3 separate regions of the Homo sapiens genome follow, and regions 2 and 3 are each linked to region 1. Evidence: chromatin loops called from intact Hi-C (ENCODE). Cell type or tissue: PC-3. All regions are shown on one strand.

The links. Peaks named below come from ENCODE experiments on the same cell type or tissue, not always from the same donor. Only the 100,000 strongest peaks of a DNase experiment are listed, where the experiment ranks them.
Region 2: it touches region 1 in a loop (2.3-fold over the local background); 7 of 110 quality-filtered maps call a loop at or near these places.
Region 3: a loop joins it to region 1, with 2.3 times the contacts of the local background. A loop is called at or near these places in 2 of 110 quality-filtered maps.

What each region holds. Positions count from the first base shown.
Region 1 is chr6:149,333,954-149,336,453 of GRCh38, forward strand. The region is part of intron 1 of TAB2 (TGF-beta activated kinase 1 (MAP3K7) binding protein 2); the gene reads left to right. Among named protein-coding and RNA genes, the nearest start is that of TAB2, 17 kb to the left of the region's middle. In PC-3, no CTCF peak of the experiment used is centred here; DNase peaks (open chromatin) are centred at 408, 1,088 and 2,198; H3K27ac peaks cover 2,461 bases.
Region 2 is chr6:149,381,031-149,383,530 of GRCh38, forward strand. All of the region lies in intron 3 of TAB2 (TGF-beta activated kinase 1 (MAP3K7) binding protein 2), which reads left to right. Among named protein-coding and RNA genes, the nearest start is that of SUMO4, 18 kb to the right of the region's middle. In PC-3, no CTCF peak of the experiment used is centred here; no DNase peak of the experiment used is centred here.
Region 3 is chr6:149,497,763-149,500,262 of GRCh38, forward strand. No RefSeq gene overlaps it. Among named protein-coding and RNA genes, the nearest start is that of ZC3H12D, 14 kb to the left of the region's middle. In PC-3, no CTCF peak of the experiment used is centred here; a DNase peak (open chromatin) is centred at 1,499; H3K27ac peaks cover 1,557 bases.

The sequences.
Region 1 (2,500 bases):
GTCTCGTATAGAGGTGCCTGCCTCACATGATTATTGGGAGCATTAGATGAGTTTATGCATTATAAGTCATTTGACCTAGTGCCTAGCACTTAGTAAATGTAAGCTATTAATAGAAAATTTATTGCTATAAAATTATAAAAATAATAAACTTTAAACTTTATAATCATTTTTGTTATAACTCTTCACTTGGCTTTCTTGATACCATTCTTCCCAACATTTTCTCTGCCTGATTTTTCTGACTTATTCTAAATTCTTCATCCTCAGGTCTCCTCTCTCTTACCTTTTTTTCATTATTCCCTGTGTCAGTGTCAGCACCTTCTGCTGAAACTCACTACAGCGTATCTCTACAAAATCTCTTGCCTTTCTTAGGGAGGAAAGTGACACGATTCAGCCAGTTTTTAGGAAGCTAGCCAAGTTTGTTACCACTGTGAAATACAGTTTAGAAAGGCTTAGCCAGGCATAAGGCCTGTAATACTAGAGTCTTGAGAGGTTGAGGCAAGAGGATTGCTGAAGCCAGGAGTTTGAGACCAGCCTGGGCAACATAGCAAGACCCCATCTCTAATAAAAATAAAAAACTAACTCGGCAGGTAAAGTGCACCTGTAGTCCTGCCTACTCAAGAGGCTGAGTTGAGAGGATCACTTGAGCCCAGGAGTTCGAGGCTGCATATCTATGATTACATGACAGCACTCCAGCCTGGAAAATAGAGCAAGACCTTGTCTCTTAAAAAAAAAAAAAAGAAAACCTTAAGAGTAGAACAAGCAGTCAAACAAGAGGTCATGGTGTTAGGTGATTGCCCAGATAACACATACTTGAACAAGGACATTGTGGTGGAAAAGAGAAATTTTTGTGAAAGTAATCAGTGAAACTTTGCCATTGATTATATGTGGAGAGGAAAAGAATTGAGAACTCTGAGGTTTCTAGCTTCAGAAGCATGTCATTTATAATTAACAGAGAAATACATTAGTGAGTAGGAGGCAGTGAGTTGAGTTTTGGACAAGGTGACTTTAGGTTGCCAGCATGGTATTGTCAGGCTATTAGTTTACTTGTTCCAGTCCCACCCCTCCCTTCCGCCTCCCTCCTTCCCTCACTCGCTCACTGAATTCCATTGCTATTAGTCTAAGAACTTCCCTTTAGGAAAAGTAATTTTTTTTAGTCACAGTCAGCAGTAGAGCTTGAAATTTGTGGAGACCAATTCCCCATTTCCTACCCACATTCTCATTATCCTCTTTTGGTCCGTTTCCCCAGGGAAAAAGGTGAAGATTATTTAGAATAATATCTACTACCATCATTACTACCACCCCACCCCACCTCACCTCCAGGAAATTGGTAGAAAAGTTTATATATAGATATGTATGTATGTATGTATTATATATATAAAAAATATATGTGTGTATATATAACATATATATAATATTTACATACATATATTTGAGACAGGGTATTACTCTGTCACCCAGGCTGGAGGGCAGTGGTACAATCATAGCTCACTGCAGCCTTAACTTCCTGGGCTCAGCCTTAACCTCCCACCTTAGCCTCCCAAGTACCTGGGACTACAGACACCAGCCACCATGCCTGGCTAATACTTTTTTTCTAACTTTTTGTAGAGGCAGGGTTTTGCTGTATTGCACAGGCTAGTCTCAAACTCCTTGGCTCAAGTGATCCTCTTGCTTTGGTCTCCCAAAGTGCTGCGATTACAGGTATGAGCCACTATACCTGACCTAGTTTTTTATTTTTACATCAAATAAATGAAGCAACTTGGCAGGGCTCTTTGAAGAAAAATACAATTTTATGAAGTGTTTGTGATTAAAATATTAATAAGCAGAGTAACACCTCATTCATCTAGTATTCTTAGGTAGTAAGTACATAAAATGATTGAAACTTACTCCTGAATCTATTTTAGAGATTTTATAGAGATTTTACAATATATTATGTATATTGTGTGTAGATAAATATAGATATTCATACCTCCAAATCTATTTCTTTATAATGTTTCACATACTTTGCTGCTTTCTGAAATAGTAACACCTCCTCCCCTCCCCCACTTTTACCCTGCATACTAAACCTTTTCTGGAAGATAGAAATAAACATTTTGTTTCAGAGCTTCAGAATGAGTCAGGAACCCCGGGTTCTAGTCCAGGGCCTGGCACTAAGTTGCTATATGAGAACTGAATCATAGATTCTAGAACAGTGCCTGGCACGTAGTAGTGCTTAACCAATATGTTTGGAATGAATCATTGTCTTGTGCTGACTTTAGTGCTCCTTCCTTGATTTATTACTTGGAATTCATTGCTGCCTAGTAAATAAGCTTCTGGGTTCTTAATTAAATAGGAGTATCTAGGTTCTGATAGAGGTGAACTATAAGCCTAATTTATGTCTGTTTTAACTCCTTAGTGGAACTTTTGGCTTATCTTGATGTATTTTCTGGTACTCGAAGTTGCCAAACAGATGATCTTCTGTGCTTGATTTATTGGGGGCACTTGCTGAGTACTTTATATGTGC
Region 2 (2,500 bases), 47 kb after region 1:
CAGAAGTTTGAGGTTGCAGGGCACCACTGCACTCCAGCGTGGGCAACATATCGAGATCCCTATCTCAAAAATAAAGTACGCAGGGCTCTGCCCAAACTTAAGTAAAGTGAATCCTAGGTATGCGTGTGCATGTATTTGTGTGTGTGCATTTTAGGGGTACATGAGTGATTTCAATTGCCCTAGAAATTGTGTTAAAACTTTTATTTTCCATATATCTGTGATTAACTACAACCATTTTTGTTTAGTTTCAGCAGTTTATAAATGTTATATGCTATTATTTTTTCCACTTACAACTTAATTCTCCTCTTCTCCCAAAGTCACCTTCTCTTCCTGTCCTTCCATCAAAACATCAGGTTTCCTATGGTTGGATAGTTGCTGATTCTTAAGTAGCAAATTTTTTATGAAGATAATTTGATAAGGGAAATTTTCAAGTAAAGTAGGCATTCATATTTAGTGATATTAAAAAGATATTCATGTTTAACTAGAATGTGAAAATAAAGTGTTTCTTAAACTTGCTATCTTCAATTCCCCTCCTATTCTTTTTTTTTTTTTTTTTTTTTTGGGACAGGGTCTCGCTCTTTCGTCCAAATTGGAGTGCAGTGGCATGTTCACAGCTCACTTCAGCCTCAACCTCCTGGGCTCAAGTGATCCTCCCACTTTAGCCTCCCTAGTAGCTGGACTACAGGTACACACCACCACATCCAGCTAACTTTTTGTATTTTTTTGCAGACAGGGTCTCCCTATGTTGCCCAGGCTGGTCTTGAACCCCTGGGCTCAAGAGATCTGCCTGTCTCAGTCTCCCAAAGTGCTAGGATTACAGGCGTGACCTCCACACCTGGCCTGTGACTTCTTACTTCCCCCATCATCACTACTGTGGTCTCAGCAATCATCACCTTTCAAATGGATTATTGCAGTGACCTACCCATTCTCGTCCTTGCCTCCTTGCAGTCTTCTTTCAACTCAGCATCCAGGGAGATACTGTTAAAAATATGCATCAGATCATATCACTTCTCTGCACATGATCACTATCTATTGCACTCAGAATAAAAGCTATGAAGCCCTACAGGATGAGCAGCTTCTCCCCCCAGCTCTTTTCCTTTTGCTTACCACCTGCTCACTGTGTTCCAGCCCTCCTGGCCTTCTTACTCTCTTCCTTAAACATAGAAGGCAAACTTTAGGGCCCTTTTATTTGCACTAGTATTATTTTTTAGACTAAAACATTGAAGAACAGATAGATTAAGTAACTTGTCAAAGGACAAGTGGCAGAGTCAAAATTCTAACTAGAGGCTGGGCACGGTGGCTCACGCCTGTAGTCCCAGCACTTTGGGAGGCCGAGGTGGGTGGATCACAAGGTCAGGAGTTCAAGACCAGCCTGGCCAACAGGGTGAAACCCCATCTCTACTAAAAAGACAAAAATTAGCGGGGCGTGGTGGCAGACGCCTGTAATCCCAGCTGCTCGAGAGGCTGAGGCAGGAGAATCGCTTGAGCCCGGGAGGCAGAGGTTGCAGTGAGCCGAGATCATGCCATTGCACTCCAGCCTGGGTGACAGCAAGACTTTGTCTAAAGGAAAAAAAAAAAAATTCTAACTAGGAAGTTAGAGAAGCCCACAATGTTAACCACTATCATATAATGTCTTTCTTTCCAGATTTTCATAATAAACCCTCTGGAAAGATATTTTAAGTGTATCTTGTAGCTTCACTTATAGCCCATGGTACAACACTGTGGGGGCCACATGTGCCTCAATTTGAGAGGGATGTAGCTAAAAAACCATTAATTAAAAAAAGGCAACCATAGGGAAAGATAACACAGTAAATAGATAACAACAAGTAGAAATAACTTAAGGCTGGGCATGGTGGCTCATGCCTGAAATCCCAGCACTTTGGAAGACCGAGGCGGGTGGATCACAAGGTCAAAAGATCAAGACCATGCTGGCCAACATGGTGAAACAACATGGTATCTACTAAAAATACAAAAATTAGCTGGGTGTGGTGGCGTGCACCTGTAGTCCTAGCTACTCAGGAGGCTGAGGCAGGAGAATTGCTTGAACCTGGGAGGCAGTGGTTGCAGTGAGCCGAGTTTGTACCACTGCACTTCAGCCTGGCAACAGAGTGAGATTCCGTCTCAAAAAAATAAAGAAGAAAAAAAAAGGAAAGAAAGAACTCTAAACAATAAAGTAACACCCTGGATAGAAGTAGAGAGCACTTTCAGAGGACACCTGAAAGTAAAAATAAAAAAACTTTCTGATGAGAGAAGTCTGTGGTTTGAGAGCTTAAATTAAAGCCTACCAAGAAAGCAGGTTTCTCCAGAATCTGCCCCTCAAATTGCTTAACAGCCTTCGGACAGCTCTAACAACCTTGATGGAGGTTAAAGCTCTAACAACCTTTAAACATACCTACATACATACAGAATTTTATAACATTTGTTTGACTACATAGTTTTGCATTATCTGTGTGTGCACACTGTTTTGGGATTGGTACTGTTCTCCAACTTTTCTTCTCCT
Region 3 (2,500 bases), 160 kb after region 1:
ATCAGAAACAATATAATTATGTAAATAAAACAGAGTGGAAATAAATGAGCAAAGAACAACAGAAAATCAAAAATAACCAGGAAAATTCAAGAAAGAATCAAACAGAACTCCAAAAACAAAAAATTACTGAAATTAAAAATTCAGTGGATGGGTTAAATAAGAGACTGGGCTTATGTGAAAAAGAGTGGGTGACCTGGAATATAGACCTGAAACAATTATTCAGAATAAACTATCTGGATAATATGAGTTAAGATACAAAGAACAAGAGGAGAAAGCCTTACATAAAACTGACTAAGATTACAAAAGGAAATAATAGATAGAATGTGGAGAGAGACTATTTGAAGAAAAAATGGCAGAGAAGTTTCCAGAATAATAAAAAACATTAAGCCATCAGACACAGGATATAACAAGAAAGATAAAGGAAATCCCTATCTAGACACATTATAGTGGAATATTCTAGAATACCGAAGACAAAGGTAAACCTTAAAAGCAGCCAGAGACCTTTTTCAACAAATAGTCCCAGTACAAGTGGATGTTCATAAGTCAAAAAAAAAAAAAAAAAAATCTCAAAATGGATCACAGACTTAAATGTAAAACTAGAGAATTTTTTTAAAAAAATTAAAAGTATGAGAAAAATTTCGGAAGCTAGTGCTCGGCAGAGTTCTTACTTTTGACACCAAAAGCACAATCCATAAAAGGAAAAACTGATAAACTGCAGAAAAATTAAAATCTTGTACTCTACAAAACTCTATTAAAAGACAGGCCATACATTGGAGGCTAGGCATGGTGACTCATACCTGTAATCCCAGCATTTTGGGAGGCCAAAGCGGGAGAACTGCTTGAGACCAGGAGTTTGAGACCAGCCTGGGCAACATAGGGACCTCGTTTCCACTAATAATAAAAAAAAAAAATTAGCTGGCTGTGGTGGCAGGCACCTGTAGTCCCAGCTACTAAGAGGCTGAGGTGGGAGGATTGCTTGAGCCCTGGAGGTTGAGGCTGCAGTGAACTGTGATCTCACCACTGTACTCCAGCCTGAGTGACAGAGCGAGACTGTCTTAAAAAAGAAAAAAAAAGAAAGACAAGCTATATATTGGGAGGAAACAGCTGCAAGCAACATATCTGACAAAGAACTAGTATGTAGAATACATAAAGAACTCTCAAAACTCAAAAATAAAAAAAAACCTAAAAATCCAATTAGATATAAAGTAACATTTCACCTAACAGGATATGCAGATGGCAAAATGAGTACATGAAAAGATACTCAACAACATTACCAATTAAAGAAATAAAAATTAAAACCAGAGTAAGTTATATATCTATCACTATATACCTACCAGAATGCCTAAAATAAAACACAGAGACACAACTAAATGTTGTTGAGAATGCGGATGAAGTGGATCGCCCATATGTTCTTGGTGGGAATGTAAAGCAGTCTGACTCACCCAGGAAAACAGTTCAGCAGTTTCTTTAAATATGCAATTATCATATGACCTAACAACTGCACTACTGGGCAGTTATCCAGAAGAAATGAAGACTGTGTTCACAAAGAAACTAACAGCAGCTTTACTCATTACGGTCCCAAACTGTAAACAACCCAGATGTCCTTCAATGGGTGAATGGTTAAACAAACTACAGTATATTCATACCATGAAATACTACTCAACAATAAAAGTGAACTATTGGCCAGGTACAGTGGCTCACACCTGTAATCCTAGCACTTTGGGAGGCTGAGGCGGGTGGATCACCTGAGGTCAGGAGTTCGAGACCAGCCTGGCCAACATGGCGACACTCCGTCTCTACTAAAAATACAAAAATTAGCCAGGCATAGTGGTGTGCGCCTGTAATCCCAGCTACTAGGGAGACCGAGGCAGAAGAATTGCTTGAACCCAGGAGGCAGAGGCTGCAGTGAGCTGAGATGGCGCCACTGCACTCCAGCCTGGGCAACGAGACTCCATCCCAAATAAATAAATAAAACAAAATAAAATAAAAGTGAACTATTGATACAGCAACAAACTGGAAGAATCTCTGAAGAATAAGGCTGACTGGGGCAAAACAAACCCAATCCCAAAAAGGGATTTGGTTTATAATCCTGTAAGACACAATCTCGAACACCTTAATCCTGAATGGTGAAATCCCAAAAGATCAAAATGCCTAATCTAAAATCCATAATGTCTAAAATCCCAAAAATCACAATCAGAGGATACTGGCATCATGATAGGTAGAACTACAACTTTCTCATTGTCTTTATTTGGAAATTAAGTACGGTTTAAGGAGGTATGTATGGGTGCTGAGTTGATAAGAGGTGTTCTTTGGGACTTAATTTTAGGTGTCAAGTTGATTGGATTAAGGAACACCTAGAAACTTATTAGTGTTTTGAGTGTGTCTGTGCAAGTGTTTCCAGAGATTAGCATCTGAGTGAAGCCAGTGGAAGACACTGGTTGTTCTTAAAGTATTTCAAATGACTGCAGTTATAAAGCTGAGCATACACAATTACCAACCA